3 separate regions of the Homo sapiens genome follow, and regions 1 and 3 are each linked to region 2. Evidence: chromatin loops called from intact Hi-C (ENCODE). Cell type or tissue: MCF 10A. All regions are shown on one strand.

The links. Hi-C counts contacts between places; a loop is a spot of excess contacts. Peaks named below come from ENCODE experiments on the same cell type or tissue, not always from the same donor. Only the 100,000 strongest peaks of a DNase experiment are listed, where the experiment ranks them.
Region 1: a loop joins it to region 2, with 16 times the contacts of the local background. A loop is called at or near these places in 60 of 110 quality-filtered maps.
Region 3: it touches region 2 in a loop (4-fold over the local background); 2 of 110 quality-filtered maps call a loop at or near these places.

The regions. Positions count from the first base shown.
Region 1 is chr11:28,694,513-28,702,512 of GRCh38, reverse strand. No RefSeq gene overlaps it. Among named protein-coding and RNA genes, the nearest start is that of LINC02758, 160 kb to the right of the region's middle. In MCF 10A, a CTCF peak has its summit at 4,388 (motif pointing right); DNase peaks (open chromatin) are centred at 242 and 4,402.
Region 2 is chr11:27,694,417-27,702,416 of GRCh38, reverse strand. BDNF (brain derived neurotrophic factor) reads left to right here and starts at 1,962. Exons shown (of 2, transcript NM_001709.5): 1 at 1,962-2,253. It overlaps BDNF-AS (BDNF antisense RNA), which reads right to left. Exons shown (of 7, transcript NR_033315.1): 7 at 4,246-4,939. In MCF 10A, CTCF peaks have their summits at 3,288 (motif pointing left) and 7,180 (motif pointing left); DNase peaks (open chromatin) are centred at 2,826 and 3,286.
Region 3 is chr11:29,429,285-29,437,284 of GRCh38, reverse strand. All of the region lies in intron 2 of LINC02755 (long intergenic non-protein coding RNA 2755), which reads left to right. Among named protein-coding and RNA genes, the nearest start is that of LINC02755, 160 kb to the left of the region's middle. In MCF 10A, a CTCF peak has its summit at 4,366 (motif pointing left); no DNase peak of the experiment used is centred here.

The DNA.
Region 1 (8,000 bases), 1.0 Mb before region 2:
TTCAGTGGGAGGAAGAGATGTTTTCTAAAGTGTTCCCAAAGCCTTTCCGAGGTCAATCTTGTCCTGAGGTTGCAGTAAATGCATAGAATTTGTATTCTTAGAAGTGGCTTGATGAGACCAGAGTAATCATAATTCTTATGAAGTAGATGTCATTAATCAATAGGAGGGGATATAAAAAGTCACACTTCTCCCTCCCTGTGCCAGGAAGGAGGATGGCATTCCATTTCTGGATGTATGCCATAGCCGGCAGTGACTCATCCTATGCCAACATACCACAGGGACGTGAGGGGAAAAGGAAGAAGTGAGGACTGTGACAGCCCAGGAAAGCAGTGGCCACCATAATCAATCCAACACAAGCCTTTTGTAATAGCTTCATTAATAAGAGTTTTGCTGAATCAGAGGCCTTTAGAGCTGGAAGAGGCTTCAGTGAGCATGTAGTAAAAAACCCTCTTTTTACAGATGAGCAAACTGAGTCCCAGAGGAAGATATGACTGCTCCAAGGACAGAAAGCAAGTGAATGGCAGAGACCAACACAGAGCCAGGAGCCCTCGATCACATCTCTGTACTACTACTCCTTTCGTAACAATCACAATAATGATGAAAACGTCCCAACCATCTGCATTCCAGAAACCATTTGTAGGTTGGTTGGGGAACTTAGTGTCCCCATAAAAATCATGATGTGTGAGATGGGGCTTTGGAGAGCAGTGATGAAATATTTAAGGGGACTGGAGTTGGGGCAGGGGGGTAATGACAGTTTCCAGATTAGTCCTTAAAACTTACTTCATCTAAAATCTATTGGAATAACCACTCTACAAATGAAACATGATTACAGCCAAGTCCCTTCCATAGCATTCCTATGGAATAATGCAGTTGGAATATAGGTGAAGGAGGCAAGCATGTACATTGTACCCTGAATGCCAATGACTCTTGCCAGAGAATCATGGATGGAATGTGGATGGAGGAGCTGTGTTCCAGCAGCATTAACTCTGCACTAATAGGAAAGGCAAGTCTTTCATTCAGTCACTGCCTAGTTGTCCTGATAAGAGGGTAAAAGGGAAGCAACAAAGGGTAGTGCTTTACTGTGCCACTCCCCCATTCAGATGTAGGCTTTACTAAGTCTGGTTCTCAAGATCCAGGTGTGTGACTGACCCACTGTGAGCTTTGCACTGAACTGGATTCTTTCATATGGTCTAGCTTGTAAGCAAAGACTGACCATTGCTGAATGGCTAGGGAGGATTGGATATAATTGCACTGACAACAACAATAAAGATAACAGATAGCTAAATGTTACTGTTTATATATTATTATGTGCTGCGTAATATGCTAACAATTGTACATATGTTGTTGGTACTCTTTACACCATTTAGGTTGATGATATTATCCTCACTTTATAGAAGATGAAACTGAGGCTTAGGACAATAAAACAACTTATTCAGTACAGTTTATAAGAAATCGAGGATACTAACACAGAATTGTCTGACTCACAAGTTTAGCCTTGCAAAAATGCCATAAAATAAAGCCCTTCAAGCCATATTGGATTCTACTTTGGGCATAATTAGCACTGGATACCAGTCAAATGCCACAGCCTCAGGTGTCACTGAGCTAGGATGTGGCAAGACTAAAATGTGATGATTTTCATTCATCAAATACATTTATAAAATGACTATCTATAAGGAAGCACACACCATGGAAGGCACTAGAATAACAAGATGCATAAAGTCCCTGACCTCATTAAGTTTCAGAATCATATCTTTGCAGTCTTGCCCACCAATACCTTCAACAAGAGCACCTAGATCATGTGTGTGTGTTTTTTTTAATTGACAACAATCATCTACCCTGGATTTTTTAGGCCAGTTTATATTTTAAAAAACTACCTCTTGGTCAGACCACTTTATCACTTTTTTGTACACTGAGATCAATTTCTCAACTGGTCTCTCAACCAGCACTTTCTCATTCCCCTCTAGACTATCATAATTATTTCTGCCAAATTTATTCCTCTGAAGCATAGCTCCTTGTTATCCTGTATTTACAGCTGAAGAAACTAAGGCTTAGAGAATCTCAGGAGCTTGGCAAGAGTATAACAATCAAGAAATGGGGGAGCACAATTCAGAGCCAGGTTCATCTATCACTGAGTCCATGTTCTTCCTCTCACTCCGTATCTATATTTTGGAAGCTGAACCTGAATGGTCATAAAATCACCAGGTCGTATTTCTTGGAGGAGCAATGTACATGAAGGAGTCTATTTTTAGCTGATTGGAAGAAATGCACCTTTAACTTCTAAACAGGCCCACAATCTACAGGGTAGTTGGGGCAAGCACCAAGCTACAGCATGGAAAGATAGAAGCTTCCTGGAGCAATAAAGAAGGAGGAGTAATGGATCAGCCATTCTCAGAGAAGAAGGGATGGGACACAAGATGGCAGCTAAAACCTGTCTGAAAAAACAGTCAGCTTACCTCAGTTAACAAAATGTCACAGAGCTCTGTCAGAACCTTCATACCCAGTAGACTGCCCTAGAAGCTTTTTGACCAAAGAAATTCACTGTAGCCTATTTAGCCTCTGAAGGCAAGGTACTGAATCTCTGAGCTCTGCACTTGACTGCTAAACACAACTGTTCTGTGGCTTCTAATGTTTATTTTTTTTATGTAACAGTGATATTATCTGTGTCACATCTTCCTGAGACTAGGGATTCTGCCTTTCACTTCTTTGAATCTCCATGATCAGAAGCTTACACAAAGTGAGGGAAAATTCTCACTAAATATTTGTGCTCTGATTTACACACTGATCTATTCACATATCAGCCAACATATGGAGGCAGATTATGCTCTGAATAGAAATACACAGGTGGTCTACCAGCGATTATGTAACAATGCCCCTAACTCATTTAAAGATCAGATTTTTGGCGACATCATCTGTCTGAAATATAGCCACAGAGCAGAACTTCATGGGGACAGGGCTGAGGGAATAGTTCTCACAAAGGCCACATGCTGTCTGCCACAGGATGAAGTGAAACAAACCTAACGTTACCACAAAGGGCTACAGGGTGTCAGAATTTCAAACATTTTTGTTTAGTATTATGTAACATAAATAAGAATATTGGTTTCCAAGATGCAGAGGTTTAGCATCAGCAAATAAGAGGTGGGAGAGGGGTGATTAGTACTGAAGAAGTGAGAATGGAGAGCTAACAGCTTATCAACAGGAGACAGAAGTAGTAAAACTACTAAACAGGGATATAAGCATCAGTAAAAATCACTCTAAAATCATCACTCAAAACAGAGGGCTTTTAGAATTGGTACAACTAGTTCTGCTCTACTCGGTAATATCTGAGAAGGTTATACCTGTGTACAGCGATTTTTAAAGTGTCTTAGGTCCTTGGAGATATGCTTCCTCTAGATCATTATATAGGTGATAAAAATGAAGATCAGAGGCTGGGCGAGGTGGCTTAAGCCTGTAATCCCAGCACTTTGGGAGGCTGAGGCGGGTGGATCACTTGAGGCCAGGAGTTCGAGACCAGCCTGGCCAACATGGTGAAACCCCATCTCTACTAAAAACACAAAAAAATATCCAGGCGTGGTGGTGCACACCTGTAATCCCAGCTACTTGGGAGGCTGAGGCATGAGAATCGCTTGAACCCAGGAAACAGAGGTTGCCGTGAGTAAAGACTGCACCACTCTGCTCTAGCCTGGACGACAGAGTGACACTTCTTCTCAAAAATAAATCAGTTAATTAATTATAATGAAGGCCAGAGATATAAGGATCTTATCCAACATCATCCTCCTAGTTACTAAGTCTCAATATATTTTGACACAAATATACCACACACTGATATACATGTTAGAGAGACACAAAAATTTAAAAGTGAAGTGCCATCTTTGCCCTCTAGGGGCTCAGGTTTGTTCACTGTGTATTTATACTCCTATACAATGCTCTGGCCAAGAGTTCAGTTTCATCATGGAGGAAGTGATGGTGCGGCGAGGAAAAAGCTACGAAGAAAAGGAAAGGGATCACAAAGCCATCAACAATCTGAATTCATGCAAAACCAATGTAATCAACAACTGTAGCATTTCACTAACACAGGTTAGTAATTCTCATTTAAAAGAAGATCAGGTTATTGGTGTTAATATATTTCATGTGTATATAGAGACCTATTGCTCCACACAAGATCATTAGGTTTTTTTCAGTGCACACAAACCACATCTTTAATAATCCACTTTGAGATTTTGCTGGGAATTAATGTGACATTATTTAATGTATACTTTCTAGAATACATTTCTCTTTCTGTAGCGAGAACTAAAACAAAATTTGAATGTGAGGGATTAATGCATACAACAAAGGGTTAAGGAGGGCACACCTCCCCTCCCCCAGTTCAAGTAGAGAGGTACTGTCACCAGATGCCAGCAGGGGGCAGCAAATAGCAGTTGAGGCTGGGAATTTAGGGAATTCGGTCTTGAATGAAGGACTGGGTAGAAATTTGGGGTACCCAGAACACTGTAGCTATTTTATTGCAGAGAGTGAGATGGAAAAAAAATAAGAAAATAAAAACTTAGAGTTTAGGGATGGGTCTCAAAGTAATAACTTTTTAGTGGCAAAATTATAACGTTTAAATTATATTTATCACACTTTATTTAAGAAGGTAGAAAAGTGTGCCCAGCATTTTAGGAACATTTTCACTAACAGCAGTTAAACTTTGTATAAAAGTTACTGAGTGACAAGTGGAACTTCCTGTAATCTAGAAAACTCACTTTTCTGGAATACACCTATTTAAGTGAGGTTTCACTGAACTATGGCTCTATAGGTTTGTAGACAAGTGTGTGTGTGCCTATGTGGTAATGGGAGGGGGAGCGATGTAGAAAGAGAGAGAAAGGGAAAAATGAAGAGATACAGAGTTACAGATGACAGAGAGAGAAAGAGAGAGAAAGGTGATGGGGTCAGGGAAGAGTGGGAGGAAGAAATCCTTTTGGGAATAACATCAAGTAAAAGAGATTATTCACCCCAAGCCTATTTTCCAAGTTTTCCCATAGTCTCCTTAAAAATAAGTCCTTCTCAAACTAAAGATATCCACACTTCCTCTGAACTCTAAGGTGAATTTCTTTTAAAAAAAAATTTATGGGACTTCATTCAGCTCCTTTCTCGGCTACATCAAGATGAATTTTAAAAAAATTTCCATTCTATAAAAAAAGCCTGCAATGATTTTTCTTTCCACTCTCCGAACTTAACAAATAGTCAAGGCTGAAAAGTTCAAGGCTAGCAGGATCTTAGCTCTCCTTGAAGAAGGAAAACCACATCAAATATTAAGAAAACAATGGTTACGTATTTTTAAAATTATTAATGTTCAAAATTCTAGATCTCCACAAAGGTAGAACACTTCCTTCCTGGTGTTGTTGAGGACCTTCTGTAAAGTCAGTTCTGCTGAGATGTTCCATGGTTAGGGTGTCAGCTATTCCAGTAAAGTGCTACTAAAAGAAAAGGACAGAGATACTAAAAAAAAATAATTTTAGGAAGGGCTGTCAATTGTGGATTTGCTGTGATAAATTGCCTTCATTTGGTTTCCTGAAATTATGAAAGCAGAAACATCTTGGTCATTAAAGATTTAGGGAGTTGTGGGAAAGGATCAGAGGTGAAAGGGAATTTGAAGTTGTTCAAAATAAATCCCCAACCTGCCCTTTCTGTTTTATCTCCTACCACTTGCCTGTGCACTCTACATCCTAACCACATTCCTCTTTCTTCCCACACTGTCACAAACCTTCCTCCCCTCTGGTTTTGCTCTTGTACCAGTATCTAATGCTGCCTCCCCCAACAGACTCCCAGGGCTCTCTCCAGAAAACCTTGGAAATTCCTATTCATGTTTCAAGAGCTAGTCTAAATGTCACTTTTTCTGGAAGAATTCCTTGATTTTATCGAGGCAGAAATAACCACAGAACTCTAAACAAACCTCTATTATTTTACCTAAAATAGGTTATTACAGTTATCTGGATATGTTGTCTCCCTGGTTAACTGTGACCAGCTTGATGTCAGGGATTTTGTCCCACAAATCTCTGTATCATCAGTATTGTAACCTGTGGTGTGGCATACAGTAGGTACTTCACAACTTTTAAAATTACCCTGTTAATTCCTTAGTCTAAGTGTATAACCATGCAAATTCTATCAACCAACAATTCTCAACCATATTGGTAAGATTGTATATTATTAATATAATAGGAATTAATACTCAGTATTTTAAGCAGATGTCATTGCATCTCTTGAGCAGCTGGATGGCTTCTCAGAAGACTCTGGTGATCTTGAAAAGTAGATGATCATATTCTATTATGTAGAAGACTGAGGTGACCATATCCAGCCAAGATAGAAAACTTTGCCATATGTGAGGAGCATCACTAGAGAAGGAGGGTGGAATAAAGATGACCTTGAATCTATACCCATCTGATAGAGGAAGCTCTTGTGTTCCTCTGCATTGCCCTCTCCCTGGGGGAATTGTCTATTTCCTTTTCCTTGCTTTACTTTCCTCTCTTTATGCCTTCAATACTTCACAACACTTGCCAGTTTGCCAATCTGTCTCCCCTCCTCGACTTAATCTAGCACATATTAAGGGCTCCAAGAATGATTGATGAAGGTCTAGATTCATGACTAGAGAAAAATCTGAGGAGACAGCACCCTCTGTATTTTCTTCCCAGCCAGGAATCTAGGCAAAGATTCTTATCGTGGTCTTTGCACAAGATCATTGGCAAATATTTTGAACATTTGTCTGGCAAAGCTTTAGAATTCACCAGTAGGACTTGATCTACCAATTGAAAAGTCCTCAATGTACAATAGATCTAATCATGAAAACAGGATTATCCAAAATAAACTAGGCCAGAACCAAACAGGAGAATGAAGTGCTTCATGTTAAAGTGTGAACTTGGGCAAGTCATTAACATCTATGAGCAAAGACGTTCTCATGTGTTAAGAGAGAGCTAATGATATTAGGTTGGTGTAAAGGTAATTGTGGTTTTTGCCATTAAAACAATTGCAAACCCACAATTACTTTTGCACCAACCTAATAGTAAGGTTTATTGAGAACTAACTGAGAAAACCCATGTAAAGTTAGCACAGAGCCTGAAATACAGTGAGAGCTCAAGTAATAGCCAGTCACCCAATAACAACAATAATAATAAACCTCAGCTCTGAAAAATGCCTCTAATAGCTGGTGTGTCCTACGAAATAAAGCACAATTGTTTTTATTAGGCATCCCTAAACAATATAATCCCAGTTTCCCCGTCACTCTAGGATCTGCTAGAATTGAAATGACTCCCCTCTTTTATTTTGATTGTTTTCATTGACATGAACCTGAAGTTTCACATCACCAGATGCAAACAGATTAAAGAGTTTCATGAGCCCTTCATTTTCTCCTAAATATGATTCTAAGTGCCACTGATAAGGTGAGAATCCTCACTAGCTTGTATTGCTAACTGGGTAGTGGACTACCCCTCCAGCAAAAGACAAGGTTGTTTTTTAGCCTCTCTAAAAACCTTCCTTGGGGCAAAGATTATGGGCCTGTAAACTGAAATTTGTTTTCACTTCCTATGGTGAAATTTTCTTCCAACTTCCCTTTAACTTACAGGCATACCTTAGAGATATTGTGGGTTTGGTTCCAGACCATCGCAATAAAGAAAATATCGCAATAAAGCAAGTCACACAAAAACTTTTTTATTTCCCAGTACATATAAAAGTTAGGTTTATACTATACTGTAGTCTACTATGTGTGCAATAGCCTTATGTCTAAAAAATGTACATACTTTAATTAAAAAATGCTTTATTGCTAAAAAAAATGCTGAAAATGCTGACACCTCTGTGCCAAAAGTGAACACATGCTGTTGAAAAAAATGGTGCCAATAGACTTGCTCGACACAGTGTTACAACAAACCTTCAATCTGTAAAAAATAAATAAATAAATAAAACAGTATCTGTGAGGTGCAATAAAGCAAAATGCAATAAAACAAGGTATGCCTGTATTTGCTTTACATATTTGG
Region 2 (8,000 bases):
GTTGTACCCCCAAGAGAGTGTTTCTCAAAGTGTGACTTCAGATTGTCTGCATTCGAATTGCTTGTGGTATTTATTAAAATTATAACTCCTGGGCCCTGCCCCACCCCTACTAAATCACAATTTCAGGAGGAGGGACCTTCATTTTAACACTCACCCAGGTGATTTTTATGCTCCGAGGAGGTCCAGGGACTCCAAGTTAAGTACGGTACTGCTGTCTTATTCTTTATTCTAAATTTTAAGGTCTGCACAAATTGGTTGAACTAATGAGAAGAAAATTCAGCTTTAAAGCAGAAACACAGGTAGACGGTTGACAGAGTTCATCAAATGGATAATTGAAAATGTCCTCTGGACCCTAGCCATATAAGTTCTCTTCAAGGGTCTTGGCTACAGGCAAATGAGAACCCGAAAGGCTATTTGCTCTTTTGCTGCGGGCAGTGGTGGGGGTGGAGGGCGGGGGAGGATTAACTGAGCCAGTTCTGCCCCCACCCTCGAATCACCTACCCCCACTCTGGTTAAAGCAGAAGACTTTTTATTTATCTTGGCTGCCCTGGTTCGTTATTAAAAGGGTTAGCTTATACGTGTGTTTGCTGGGGCTGGAAGTGAAAACATCTGCAAAAGCATGCAATGCCCTGGAACGGAACTCTTCTAATAAAAGATGTATCATTTTAAATGCGCTGAATTTTGATTCTGGTAATTCGTGCACTAGAGTGTCTATTTCGAGGCAGCGGAGGTATCATATGACAGCGCACGTCAAGGCACCGTGGAGCCCTCTCGTGGACTCCCACCCACTTTCCCATTCACCGCGGAGAGGGCTGCTCTCGCTGCCGCTCCCCCCGGCGAACTAGCATGAAATCTCCCTGCCTCTGCCGAGATCAAATGGAGCTTCTCGCTGATGGGGTGCGAGTATTACCTCCGCCATGCAATTTCCACTATCAATAATTTAACTTCTTTGCTGCAGAACAGAAGGAGTACATACCGGGCACCAAAGACTCGCGCCCCCTCCCCCCTTTAATTAAGCGAAGGGAACGTGAAAAAATAATAGAGTGTGGGAGTTTTGGGGCCGAAGTCTTTCCCGGAGCAGCTGCCTTGATGGTTACTTTGACAAGTAGTGACTGAAAAGGTGGGTTTGTTTTCTTTCTTTCTCTTTCCGTTTTTCTGTTTGGTCGGCTAGAAAGCGTGTGGCTTTAGCGAGGTCTGTCATTGCCTGGGCTTCCTGGCTGGAACAAGTAACTTGGTGTAACGTTATCTGGGGGCGTTCATCAATAAAAAATGCTGTTATTATCTTGATTGAATTCCTATTAGGCAAACTCTAGAGAGGTCAGTGCGCGAACTCTGTTTAAGCCGGCGTGTTTAAGGCAGCAGAGTAAACCAATAGCCCCCATGCTCTGTGCGATTTCATTGTGTGCTCGCGTTCGCAAGCTCCGTAGTGCAGGAAGGTGCGGGAAGGTGTGTCTGTGGCCCGGGAAACGCACGCCCTCTCCCAGAGAACTTGGGTGCTGGGATGGGGAGGAAGGGGAGAGTTGAAAGCTAGGGGAGCGAGACCTCGGGGCGTGCGATTCTCACTCGCTCCCTCCCGCCCCAGCGCCCACAGCCGGGGTTTCTGCAGAGGGCGCGGGACGCGGGGTTCCCCGGGGCTGAGGCTGGGGCTGGAACACCCCTCGAAGCCGCGGGCGTCCTGTCCAAGGCGCCCCAGGAGGGCGCAGGACTCGCAGGGCGATGTCGCGGGGCCCTAGGGGAGGAGGTGAGGACAGGCCCCGGGGGAGCGGGGAGTTCCGGGCGCCCCTCGGTTCCCCGCGCGAGGAAAAGACGCGGCGTTCCCTTTAAGCGGCCGCCTCGAACGGGTATCGGTAGCGCGGGCGAGCGGGGAGCGGGGGGCGGGGGGCGGGGGGGGGGGGGCGGCGCCGTTTGACCAATCGAAGCTCAACCGAAGAGCTAAATAATGTCTGACCCGGGCGCAAGGCGCAGCCTGGAGCTCCGGGTCCCCGACGCTGCCGCCGCCGCGCCCGGGCGCACCCGCCCGCTCGCTGTCCCGCGCACCCCGTAGCGCCTCGGGCTCCCGGGCCGGACAGAGGAGCCAGCCCGGTGCGCCCCTCCACCTCCTGCTCGGGGGGCTTTAATGAGACACCCACCGCTGCTGTGGGGCCGGCGGGGAGCAGCACCGCGACGGGGACCGGGGCTGGGCGCTGGAGCCAGAATCGGAACCACGATGTGACTCCGCCGCCGGGGACCCGTGAGGTTTGTGTGGACCCCGAGGTAGGCAAGCGCTGGGAATGGGGCTTGGTGCAGGAGCTGCCCGTCCGCGGGAGAGAGTTGACTGGGGGATCCCCCACCCCAAAGTTGTGGGACGAGGCCAGTCTCCTTCTTTCCTCCCCTCCGGTAGAAGGGACGATTTGGAGTTACTCTTGGGGAGTTTTCTCCCCCATCCCACAACCCAGAAGGTCAGCCGGCACCACCAGGGAAAAAGGGACCCGGGGAAGTCACGAAGTAGAGGAGGGAAGGCCTGGAGGAGACCCAGAGCTGCGTGATGGGAGCAAAGACGGCGACCCGGGGATCCCTCGCAGCCCTCCCCCAGCCCAGGAGTAGTCGAGAGAGACTTAGGGGGCCAGAGCTGTCGAGGGTCCTGACTGAGGGGAGGGTGCTGGGGCTAGGCTAGGAATCCTTCCAGGGGGTGGGTGGTCCCCGCGCCGACTTGCGGGGGGAGTGGGAGGGAAGCTTGCGCCTTCAGCCCGCATCCCTTCCCCGGAGCTGCACACGGCTACCTGCTCCCCAGGAATTGAGACTGAAGTGGACTTACAAGTCCGAAGCCAATGTAGCTTGGAAAACTTGGGAGGCGGAATTCCTACCGCTGGGAACTGAAAGGGTCTGCGACACTCTCGGGCAGGCCGAACCCACATCTCTACCCATCCTGCGCCCCTCTTCTGAAGCGCCCTCCAGGGAAGTTAAGAGTTTTGACTTTCGGGGAGTGGTTGGGATGTACGTGGGGGATTCTTGACTCGGGTTAGTCTCTGGGGATGCAGAGCCGGGAAGAGGAATGGGTGAGTGAGTTACTCCTGGAAAGAAATAGCTGAGGATTGGGGGCTCTGTGCCTGACGGGCAAGAAGAAGGGGAGATTACAGACTAGGGGCATCCCTAAGGAAGAAGCCTCGGGGCTGCGAGGGTGAACTGGAGGATGCAGTGTTTGTGTGTTGGGGGTAGAGCGGGGATGAGGGACCGGGGTGGAGGGGAGGCGAGGAGGAGGAGGGGACCCAGAGAACGAAGCTAGGGAAGGTAGAGGGTGCCCTCTGCCGGCCATGCTGCCAAGAGCAGCTACTGGGGGCGGGAGGCTGGGGGTGGGGAAGTGGTAAAGGAAGGTTTTGCGGGATCCCTTAGAGAGCTGGTAGGAGGGACTTGTTGAATGGTGCTGCTGACTCCAGCTCGGTGGGGCGTGCGACTCGTCGTCGGTGGATTTTGACTCCTCGTTCTTGTTTGGCTTCTATGCAAGTTTTCCTCGCGCTGGGGGAGCTTTGATAAGCCTCGATTGGCGGTGTGTTAGGGCTTCTTGGATCTTATTTTAGGGTCCTCTAGTTATCCTGCACTTACTCCTTAATGTCAGTAGCAACCAAAGAACATTTTCCGACAAGCACGCAGGAATGTTCTTGGCCAGAAGCAAAGAAAGGCATATTTCTGAGTGTTTATTAATCCTCCTAGTAATCTTTTAAAGCAAAGTAATATGTAATTGGGAACGTTGATTTTCTAACTGCATATAAAAGGCGACATGATATTAAATGAGACCCCTCCCTACTGACTCAATATCCTGCAAAATCTCTCTCTCCCCTTTATTATTATGGAAAAATCTATTTTTATATGAGTTTGTTGTAAGGTCAAAAGCCATTTTGGTCTTACAATTTGATATGTCTTTACATTTTAACTTATTGAGGCATAATTACAGATTTAATTTGTATGAACGTGTGTGCCTTCAATGCTTATCTCATGCAACATAATTTTTAGGTTGGAGATTTCTGATGTTATGGCATGTAGCGTTTCAAGGCATTACACATAATAGGTAACATAGCATGTTGAAATTACACCACAAAGTTTTGACCCTGGGAACAGCACCTTTTAAAAACAATCACTAAACTCCTGTTCCTGTTTTCTGATTTTGCAAATGCCTTGCTTAAGACTTTTTTTTTTTTTTTTTTTTTTTTTTTTTTGGGAAATTTACCTCTGGGTTAGCAGGAGAGGTAAAAAAAAGGAAAGAGACACTTGTTGAAATGTAACCATAACCTTTACTGGAATTTAAAACATGTTGGTCACCATTACTGGAATTCCAGGGCCATAAAGTCGTTGTCTTTTTTTTCTTCTACTTCATTTTGTAAAATGTGATAAATGTTGGTAAATATAGACCAGTAGTAAGTATTATGACACTAAAAGCATTATGTATGTGGAACTATTTTAAGTTATTACAGAACATTTTCTATTTATAAATGATATAAGCAGAAAGAAATGATTTCCAGATAAACAAGGCTTACGTACATGTTTTGAAGCATTAGAACATTGCAGACACTCTTAGACATCACATTTTTTAAAGCAAAATAACAGTAATTTTTCACATACCTTTGGAGCCTTTCATAGCCCATTCAGAGCTGAGTTAGTAGCTGGAAGTTTCCTTTATTTTAAGGTGATATTTTAAAACCATTTAACATGTATAGTAGGTCAACATTGGTGCATCCAGAAAATGAAGCATTTAGGAAATCTGTTTCAGTGTCTTTTCAATGTGTGTAACTTTTACTTGCAAACCAATGGAACCAAGAAAGTCATCATTTGCCTAAAATGCAGTCATCACCTCAAATGATTCATTTATACTATGTGAGTTAATTGCCTTCATCTCATTAATGGCCAAGGAGGGAAGGGAGGTCCTGGGGTATTTCTTGTTCATTTTGACTCACCAGGAGGGAAAATCCTGTAAAAAAAGAAATGCAAATTTCTAAAATCCTGGCTCAAAGTCCGTGGGTTTCCTGTTTAAAAGGGGCGCCATGAAAATGTAAGCTATTCCCTTTTTCCTGGAATCTTTAAGAGTCCCAGCTTTTCAATAGTCAAAATGTAGATGATTGATATCATTTCTTATATGAATAGCACTGGTTTGTAGTTCAGCACGCACAGTGAGCTGGGCACGCCCACCTGATAGTATAGCAGAGAACTTGTTTACATTCTTTTTACATTCATCTTCTAAAACCTGGGGTGCTCTCTCTCTCTCTCTCTCTCTCTCTCTCTCTGTGTGTGTGTGTGTGTGTGTGCGTGCACGTGCGCGTGTGTGTAGAGGGGGAGAGAGAGAGAGAGAGAACTGTGAACTGTGAAATATAACACAGCCAGCAGCTTTGGGTCTCAATCGTAGACTTACTCTTAAGGAAATTTACAGAATGGAAAGGTCATGTTCAAGTAGTTTATTAACATTTTGAGATGTAGGAAATTAATCCCGGAGTACAGAAGAACAATTTCAGACTTCCTGAATAAAAACAGACAGCATAGAGAGTGGATGATAGCTAAACTCTGAATATCTTTTGAGAAGAAAGGCACTCCCATTTCAGGTGCCCATAATATGGATTTGATTTTAGTGATTAAAACATTAATTTTCAACTTGCATCTCCCTGTGTGGAAGAGTTCAATTTGTGTGAGGGGTCTCGCCTATCCAACAAAAGTGAATATGTCCCTTTTATAGGGTAATTGCTAACTTGTCTCAACTTGTTTTCAAACAATTGTTATAGAGCACTCAGTTTCCACTAATTGCAAAATTGTTGCTTAATTGAAGGACTCTCAGCCATCTAGTGCAGCCATTCAGCCACTGGCAGGCTCTGTGATCTCAAACTGTGAATTGCATTTTAAAGAGGAATCGAGGAGAGAATTCTGTGGAATTCTAGGTTTTAAGTGCTGGCTGTTGTTCAATGGAAGAGGAAATCATTTGAACAAGAATCGCATCAAGTTGTGTTGTGATAAATTTTCTTTATTAGGATGAATAACATGCACAGATGAGCTTCAAAAGTGAATGAGCAAACTTACTGGTTACACTCTGCATCCATTTACTCTGTTTAGTATGGAGTAATGTTAGGCAATAAATGATGCTGGCAAATGAAATCCGTATGTTATTTGCATGTGGTATTTAAACCTAGGAAACATAGAGTGGCTTTGGTATTTGTAGGCTTAGTCATGTGTGTCCTAAACGTCCTCTTAAACTTCTACTTAAGGCATAGAATTATTTAATCCTAAATAATTTTATACTTAAGTGCCTCACTGGATTTCCAGAATATTTACACTGTAAAGATTTAGAAAGGTCATGAACCCAATTATTGACTATATGGAATCATTATTGATGGCAGATGCAAAATGGAGCTCACTAATGTACTGACATTGAAAACCTTTTGCAGGGGAGAGGAGGGGGAGTGGTAAATGTGTGTGTTCTTTAAGTGGAACAGGAAGGTATTCTCTTTTCTGTAGAAAAATTTGAGTATCTGGTCAGATAAGTGTGGAAGCTTTCATTTAAATTAAGTATTTAAGTTCAAGTAGAAGCTCTAGGGCACTTATCCTCTTGATGAGACAAATCTTATCAAATATACTAGATGCTAAGAAGTGGCTCATTGCCCTGATGTCTCATTTATAGATTGATGTTTGAGGATGGGTTGCATTAAGTGAGTTAGGGGGCTGAGTGTGGGACAGGAGAACGATTGGAAGGAAGCAAAGTAAATTTACAAGCTTTAGTGACAGCCATAATAAAGTAAAAGTTTATTTCCAGAGAGCCTAGAGAGTAAGGAACGTTATATAGTTTTCCCCAAAGGTTCACTTGAAAGAACTTTTCATTGGTTGTCATGGTAGTAATGTCCTGATTTTGAAATCTCCCAGAACCTAGTAGCTCTTAAACATGCTTTCATCTTGGTTCCTTTGGTCTGACGGAAACTTTATGACGACCCTCTGTGTTTTTGACATGCCTCTGCATTTTTGGAGAGAGGAGGTCAGGCAAGGGAGGATTTCTTAAAACTAAGACAGTATAGTAAGGAAACATAAAATTATATGATAAAAAATCACTGAACTTCAAATTGACTTACTGAAATAAAACCTAGAAGGCAACCTGTCGTTTAATTACAACTAGCTTGTATAAAATTAAAATTTATAAAATGGGAATTCAAAGAAAATAAACGGGCAGTTCCAAGTAATTTAAGCAACTCACCAAAAATTGAAGTAATAGTGCCACCTAGAGAACAAAATCACCAGCTTTACTAGCCAAATGGCTTATTTCCATATGAACCATTTTTCCAACGCTACAGTTACTAGGATTTCCTTGTTACCATATTCAGATCTTGTGAGTGTGTATGGGGGTGGGGGTTGCATGTGGAATTACAGATGAAATTTTAAAACAAGCAGATCCACAATTTGATATATGCACTAAATCCTTTTAACGTTGTAATGTAGCCAAATGTAGAATAGCATGCCAGGAATCAACGGCTAGCATCCTTTTTAACATTTATTATTTTCATGGATATGTACCAAACCGAACCATTGAGTATAAAGGTTCTGATTTTATTTATTTGCTACAGGCAATTCATTATACTTTCTGAGATACAATAACACCAAATAATTTGAGTAGAGAGACCTTTAAGAATGTTTTCGATTTATGATCTACCTTTAACTTTAATGTACTCAGAAGATGTGAGAATAAAATAAAGTCAAATATAAGCAAGATTTTAAACACACACACAAAAAACAAACAAACAAGAAAAAGGAAGAAAATTATAAGGATTGCCTTAACCTTAGAATAGATGAAGGTATACATCTGAGCCAGCACCAAAAAAAAAAAAAAAAAAAGTTATGGAACCAGGAACCAATAATTACAAATTGACTTAAAATTCTTGGATGACAAAAATCTATATTTAGTTCATTTTTGCATGCGCCCACAACAGCATCCAAAACAGTTCTGGGGAGGCACTTTGATAAATGTTGCTGAATGCACTAATAGATTGATTAATGGCTGCTTC
Region 3 (8,000 bases), 1.7 Mb before region 2:
GCATCTGCTCATTTTCTGTGGAGGCCTCGGGGAGCTTTTACTCATGGTAGAAGGCGAAGTAGGAGCTTGCACATCACATGGCACTCCTTCACATCTCTTGTAGGAGTGAGGAGGGAGGAGGTGCCAAACAGTTAACCAGATCTCATGAGAACTCACTCACTGTTGCAAGTACAGTGCCAAGCCATGAGGTGTCTGCCCCCATGACCCAAACACCTCCCACCAGGCCCCACTCCCAAAATGGGGGATTACAATTCAACATGGGATTTGAGTGGGGACAAATATTCAAACTATATCATGGAGTCAATGGTAAAAAATGTTCAACAAAGTTAATGATACTTCCTTATTGCAGGACTTCTCAGAGTCTTTGTTAAGCTACTCTGGTATTTCAAATTCCTGTAAGAGAACCATAGAATAAACATTTGTCAACAATATTTCAAACTTTTTTCTTACAAAATGATCTCATGTTTTGTCAGAAACAATTTGAAAAACGCTTCTTTATAGCAAAATTACAATTTCTCCTAGTAGTATCATATATTCTCATCTCGTTGCAAAAGAGAAATAAATCGAAACTCTCAGTTATAGTGGCTTTTTTAAAAAGTGTACCATGGAGACAATTTGACCTTGATTGCAGATGATCCTGTGCTTAAACTATTCCTCTTAAAGAACCACTTTGGACTTGGAAAGTTCTTCTGCCTCCAGGGATGTAATGAAATGAAAGTTTCAATGGAAGGTCTGTGTTGCCAGATATGCTGAGAGCAGCAATGTGGGGGTGACGCTCTACCCTCTTTTGAGGAGCCTTTGTAATTGAGAGGTCAGAAGTAAATGGAAGCAAAAGCATCATTTTACAGCCCTATTGATATATTCTAGTCTTCCTCTTTACTGTTTCCATCCTAAGTGAATTGTAAATTTATTTATAGATGCTACTGGGCACTTTACAAGGTATTTCACTGCTTGCCAGTATCATTTTTTAACAACTGGCATTGAGGAGCTGGTTTAATAAAGCCCAGCATTAATTTTTTTTAAGTTAATTCATTTAGGTCATATCTGTAATAAGCAAAGGTTTTTGAACCTTATAAAAAGTATTCTCCCTTTTCAAATAATAATTATCTGTAGCATGTCAGAGTGATTCTTAAGAGGTAGAAAGGGAATGAATTAGAACTTAGTTTTCAACATTTGTGTTTAACACTTTGCAGGCATGTTTATTATCAATATATAGTATACCACAAGCATTTTCAGCATCAATTATTTGTGAGTGAAGTCAAAGGTCCATGATGTTCTGCATTCTGTAATTTTGCTGAAGCAGTAGGTTAAATTACTTGTAGAGAGACTGGTGTGTGGAGGCAAGTCACTTAGGTCATGCATATGACACCCCAGTATCTCCTCCCTATCTCTGGCTAGCAATGGGGTTGTGTGATGAGGCTTAATAAATGGTCCCCCAAATATATCTGCAACCCAATCCCTGGAACTTGGGAAGGTTACTTGATACAGCAAAGAGGACTTTGAATGTGTGTGTGATTAAGAATCTTGAGATGTGGGAAAATACTCCGGATTATCTGGTTTAGCTCACTGTAATCACAAGGATCCTTATAAAAAGGAGGCAGGAGGAGTCAGAGGCAGAGGAGAAGGTGATGTAATGACTGAAGGAGAGACTGGACTGCTGCACTTTGGAGTCACTGCCAAGAAATACAGGCAGCCACTAGAAGTTGAAAAGTCAAGAAAACAAATTCTTCCTGCCTAGAATCCAGAATAAATTAGCTCTAACTACACCTTAACTTTAACCTAGTAAAAATGACTTCAGACTTCTGACTTCTGCAACTGTAAGAGAATAAATAAGCATTGTTTTAAGCCACTACATTTGTGGTAATTTGTTTAGCAGCCACAACAAACCAAGGCAAAAAGGCAGTTGAATGAATGGACAGTCTCTGGACCAGTACTGCTAGAGATGAGGTCCTGGCTCCAGTATATACTAGCTTCAGACCTGGGAGATTTTGGCAGTAGCCCTTACTCTCATTTGCTGCATTGACTGTAATATTTTAGAAAATGTCAGTATGAACTCCAATCACAGAGAAGTTTTAATAATTAGTATACTGGAAATATAAAGTATTTAGCCCTGGGCTTAGCACAGAGTAAGGACTCAAATGTTACTTGTTGTCATTGCTAAGAGGCTATAAATAACATTATTTTGTTGTTAAATGGTTACTGAGAGAGAAAAAAACATTAAGACCAAAAATGCTTGTAATATGAGGATTTTCACGGAAAAATAAGTGCTTTTAAATGGCTGGATTCAATGAAGACCAAAGATCCATAGGGAAATCCTGTTTCTCCCTGTGATGTTGGTGTACCCTTTTAACCTTTCATGAAAAATCCAATTATATCCATACTTCATTTGAAATATATGCACTGTGGTGAATACATGATCTATTTCTGGCCTAAGTAACACATTTTAGTGAGGAAAGATAATAAGCAAGTAAACAAACAAACAGACAAGATAATTCAAAGAGTGGTAATTGCTGAAATGGAAACAAATTAGGCTAATGTAAAGAAAGTGTCCATTGGCACCACAGATGGTCTAGGCAGGTAGGACTTCCATAAGCTGAGACTTGAAGGATGAAAAGAGGCCAGGCATTGGTAGTATTGGAGCCTTCCAGACAGAGGGAAGAACCAACTTAAAGCAGGAGGGATTGGGGTGTGTGTGTGTGTGTTTGTAGGTTGGGAGATGCTCAGTGTTGCTGGAGCAGAGGAGTGAATGTGTAAACTGTAAGGGTAGAAAGCCACGGGATTATGAAAACATGCATAGATCATGGCATAGAGTTGGAATTTTTTTAAGGGCAATGAGAATATTTTGGAGGGTGTCTTAGTCCATTTAGTGTTGTTATAAAGGAATAACTGAGGCTAGGTAATGTATTAGGTTGGTGCAAAAGTAATTGCTGTTTTTATCATTGAAAGTAATGGCAAAAACTGCGATTAATTTTGCACCAAACTGAAATAAAGAGGCTTATTGGCCCATGATTCTGCTGGCTGGAGAACGGAAGATCTGGTGAGGGTGTCAGGCTGCTTCCATTCATGAAAGAAGGTGAAGGAGAGCCAGTTCGGAGAGACCACATGACAAGAGAGGAAATAAGACAGAGAAGTGGGAGGTACTAGGCTCTTTTTAACAAGCTCTCACTGGAAGTAATAGAGCTAGAACTCATTCACTCCTTCCAACCCATCTGTTCATGAGGGGGGATCCACTCCCATGTCCCAAAAACCTCTGATTAGACCCCACATCCAACACTAGGATCAAATTGCAACATGAGATTTTGAGGGAACAAATATGCACGCTATAGCGGAGAGTTTTAAACCACAGAGTAGTATTGGTATTTTTTTTTTTTTTTTTTTTTTTTTGAGACAGAATCTCTCTGTCGCCCAGGCTGGAGTGCAGTGGCACAATCTCGGCTCACTGCAGGCTCCGCCCCGCGGGGTTCACGCCATTCTCTTGCCTCAGCCTCCAGAGTAGCTGGGACTACAGGCACCCGCCACCTCGCCTGGCTAATTCTTTGTATTTTTTTTTAGTAAAGACGGGGTTTCACCGTGTTAGCCAGGATGGTCTTGATCTCCTGACCTCGTGATCCGCCCGCCTCGGCCTCCCAAAGTGCTGGGATTACAGGAGTGAGCCACCGCACCCGGCCGTATTGGTATTATTTATATTATATTTGAAACAATCACTCTAGTTAAAATGCAGAACATAGATTGTAGAGGCGCAAAAAGAGAAATAGGAAGTCCAATTAGTGGGTTTTGAGTTCATTCCAGCAAGAGAAAGCGATGGTAGCAGTGAAGACAGACATAAATGGAAATTTTAGCAATGGGTTTGGAAGGTAAAGTCAAAGCATTTGTGACGGGTGGGTTGTAGAATAGGAGGGAAAGAAGCAATCAATTTATGTCTACTAGATATTTGGATTAAGAAACGTGGGAAATAATATTTTCATTTTCTGAGATGGCAAAAGCTTTGAAGGTGTAAGGGTTGTGAGAGAGAAATTGAGTTTTGTTTGGCTGTGTTTAGGTGTAAGGTACTTATTAGACATCCAAGTTGAAATATTGAGCTGGTAGTTGTATACACATGTTTAGAGTTCATAGAATTAAGATATGTAATAAATAATAAAAATTTAGACCTTGTGATAATGTATTTCATAAGATAGTGATATGCTGAGGTGAGTTTGAAGTGGTTTGTTTTCGTTACTGTGTGCTTTAGCTTTGTTTTTTAGTTGTGTTTAATGTGGTGGTGGTATGGTAGTAGTATTCTCCAAAATGATTCCTACTCAAGCAAAATATCTTTTTGGAAACCAGAGAACTAAGGAAAAGATAAGTATTATTAAATTCCTGCTGCCACCTAGTGGTACCATCCAAAATTAAAAAGAGAAAAACTGGGAAACAATCTGGACTGTCGGTGGGACTCGATGGTACAGTTACTTTATCCAACCCTAGCTCATTTTACAGATGAGAAAAGAAAGACCCAGAGAAAGAAAGAAAGTGAATAGCCCCAGATCTCATAGCTACTCAAGAGTTGCTTAAATCTATTTTAATAATTTCTACACTGATCTAAAACTAGCTTTATCCAAATGGATTAATATTTGTTTCAAACTTTATTTCACAATTTACTTATTTTTGCAGCCATTTAGAAATATCTTTCATAACTGGTCTTTAAAAACATTCCCATATGTTTTCCCAACTCTCAATAACTAAAAGGAAGTCGATTTTGTTATTATTAGAGGATGCACTGAGAAAATAGAAGTATGAAATTAAGATATATTAATCGACACCTTGAATCAATGTTTAGCACCAGGCAACATACTTTGCTAAATATGTCTTAGTCCAGCAGTCCCCAACCTTTTCTGGTACCAGGGACAGGTTTTGTGGGAGACAATTTTTCCATGCACCAGGGGCGGGGAGATAGAGGGATGGTTTAGGGATGATTCAAGCGTGTTACATTTATTATGCACTTTATTTCTATTATTATTGCATTGTAAGATATAATGCAATAATGAAACAATTCACCATAATCTTGAATCAGCGGTAGCCCTGAGCTTGTTTTCCTGCAACTAGAAGTTCCCATTTGGGGGTGATGGGAGACTGACGGATCATCAGGCATTAGATTTTCGTAAGGATTGGGCAACCTCACATGCACAGTACACAATAGGGATCATGCTCCTATGAGAATCTAATGCCACCATTTATGTGACATGAGGCAGAGCTCAGGTGGTAATGCAGCCATGGGGAGTAGCTGTAAATAAAGATGAAGCTTCACTCATGCTCATCTCTTGCTGTGCCACTGGGTTCCTAAAAAGCTAGGACCAGTGCTAGTTCATTGCCCAGGGGTTGGGGGTCCCCTGTCTTAGTCAACCCTGTGGAAGGGGACAGCTGTGACTGAGGAAGTCTTACAGGCTGTACCAAATAGCAGCAAAGAACTCAGAATCTGGAGACAATAATATCCAGGATTTGAATTATAGGCATTGCCTAACAGTCTTGTGACCTTGAACAAGTTAACCTCCCTATGTATAGTTTTCTTATCTCTATAAAAAGTCAACCACGTGTGCTCACAGTAAGAAAATTTAAGTGATTTTAAAAATGAATTAAAGAGTCTCTTTTAAAATATAGGTGTTATTGGCTGGGTGCAGTGGCTCACGCCTGTAATCCCAGCACTTTGGGAGGCCAAGGCTGGCGGATCACTTGAGGTCGGGAGTTCGAGACCAGCCTGACCAACATGGAGAAACCCTGTCTCTACTAAAAAATACAAAATTAGCCAGGTGTGGTGGCGCATGCCTGTAATCCCAGCTACTCAGGAGGCTGAAGCAGGAGAATTGCTTGAACCTGGGAGGTGGAGGTTGCAGTGAGCCGAGATTGCGTCATTGCACTCCAGCCTGGGCAACAAGAGTGAAAACTCCATCTCAAAATCATAACAATAATAATACAGGTATTATTGTTATTTGGGCATGGCAAGGACAACAGTTCAGGAGACGATTACCTTTAAAAAGATAGCTTGTTATAGTCACAGATCACAAGAGGAAGCAGTATGACACACGACTGGGGCCACATGAGGAAGCACCAGGGTCATTTGGGAGGCAGAGGGAGCAAGGAGAAAATGTTGGCAAGAGTCTTTATTCTGGTCTCCCCAGGAAGAAACAGGCAAGGCAGGGTGATCAGGCTTAGGATTGTCCATTTTAAATAATTGTGGGGCGCTCCAGGGCATAGCGCCTGTCCCTAGTTTTCTGGTATCTGATCCTGAGGTGATCAGGACAGGAGAAGAGTGGCCTAGTTTGTAAGAGCAGCATAAAGAGGTGATTGCAGTTTGGATTCTGGATTGGTTGGTTTGCATGTGAAAGGCACGCTCCCAGGTGAGTTGTTCACTATTTCTAGAAATCGTCTAGCCTTGCGAGGGGCAGTATCTTAGGGGCCAGTATGGCATCAGATGTCAAAGCATCAGAAACATGTGATTAATGTAAGGTCTGTCTCATGGAAACCCAGAATAAATTGTGGCCATAATCATGACAATAATGATAATATAAAGAAATATTTGTATGATGCCTGCTCCCCAAAATATCAGTCTTTCCTGGACACACAAAAATGAACACGAATTTACACTGATGTAGTAAATATGAGAGTGGAGAGTCATACAAGGTGTTGTGGGTGTGCAGCTGGGAAAAAGGGAGAGATGGATTTAGTTTGGGGAAGGAAGGCTAAAAGAAGAATGCATGAAGATAATTCATAAATTGGTCCTTAGGGAATGGGTACGAACGAACACAATGAATAAAATTTGGTTTCAGGGTGAAGAAAGACATTATAGAAGGAGGTAATAATGCACAATGGCAAGGAGGGGAGAGTATATACAATATGAAGAGTGACCTGGAATTCACTATGGCTTGGAGAGAGTTTTACAATTAAAATAATGTTGTTTTTTATAATAATGAGGAAACTATAGAGGAAAATAGATTACGTTTACCAAATACTTACTCTGTGCTGAACCTTTGACCTGTACCATCTCATGTAATCCTTAAAAAAATCTTAATGAGGACAGTACTTTTGGTATCTCTCTTCACAGAAAAGAAAATTATCCTTTAGTAAGTTTCAGTGTTCTGAGACAGCAGTGGTGGAAGCTGCAAGACCTCTTGAGCTTTAGGCTCAGAAATCGCACTGTGTCACTGTGTCATCTTCTATTGGTCAAAGTAGAGTCACAGAGCCACCCCAAATTCAAAGGCTAAGGAAATGAAGCCCATCTGTTAATGAAAGTTACTGCAAAAAAATTGTGGCCATATTTTTTACTTACTACCAAAATAAGTCTATTATTTGCTCTCATTCACTGAAAGTAGGATCTCAAAACCAAATATAATAGGAAAATCAGGTACCAAATTCCCCTAGAATCCCTAAAGAGATAAAGAAGCATCCTAAGGAACCCACCGCATGTGGGATTATGTTTAATCCATTATAATGAACCCCTAAGGATAGAATAACTCAGTTTTTTATGTGTCATCATAATCATCATGACAAAATTATGAGGTAAGGATTATCAAGTTATTTTGCATAAGATAAAAATCTCAAATAGGTTTGAAATTATTCTTGAAGTTGCACAGCAGTCAAGTGGTTGAGCCAGGATCAGAAGCTCGATGTATATGAATCCATCGTGCTTACTTTTACCACTGCTCATAGGACAGCGTGGTGCAATAAGTAGTGAGGTTACAGGGAAGGTATTTGGGAAAGTGAATTCCAGCCTGGAGCACAGCGGAGCTGTATCTTTGACAGTAGGAAATGGGGGCCTGCAGCCAGGAGAGAGTTTTGTGATAGATATGTCTATTTTATCACTGTCAACATAACAGCAATATTCAAATTGCAGGAGTATATAAGCTTCCCAGAAATAAGTGTGGAGAGGAAGTGTAGGAAAAAGATAAGAAAAGAAAGTTAAAGAGGATACAAGGAGATTAGTTTAAAAAGGAGGAAAAGAGATAACAGAAGAAATTAGGGAATAGAAGAGA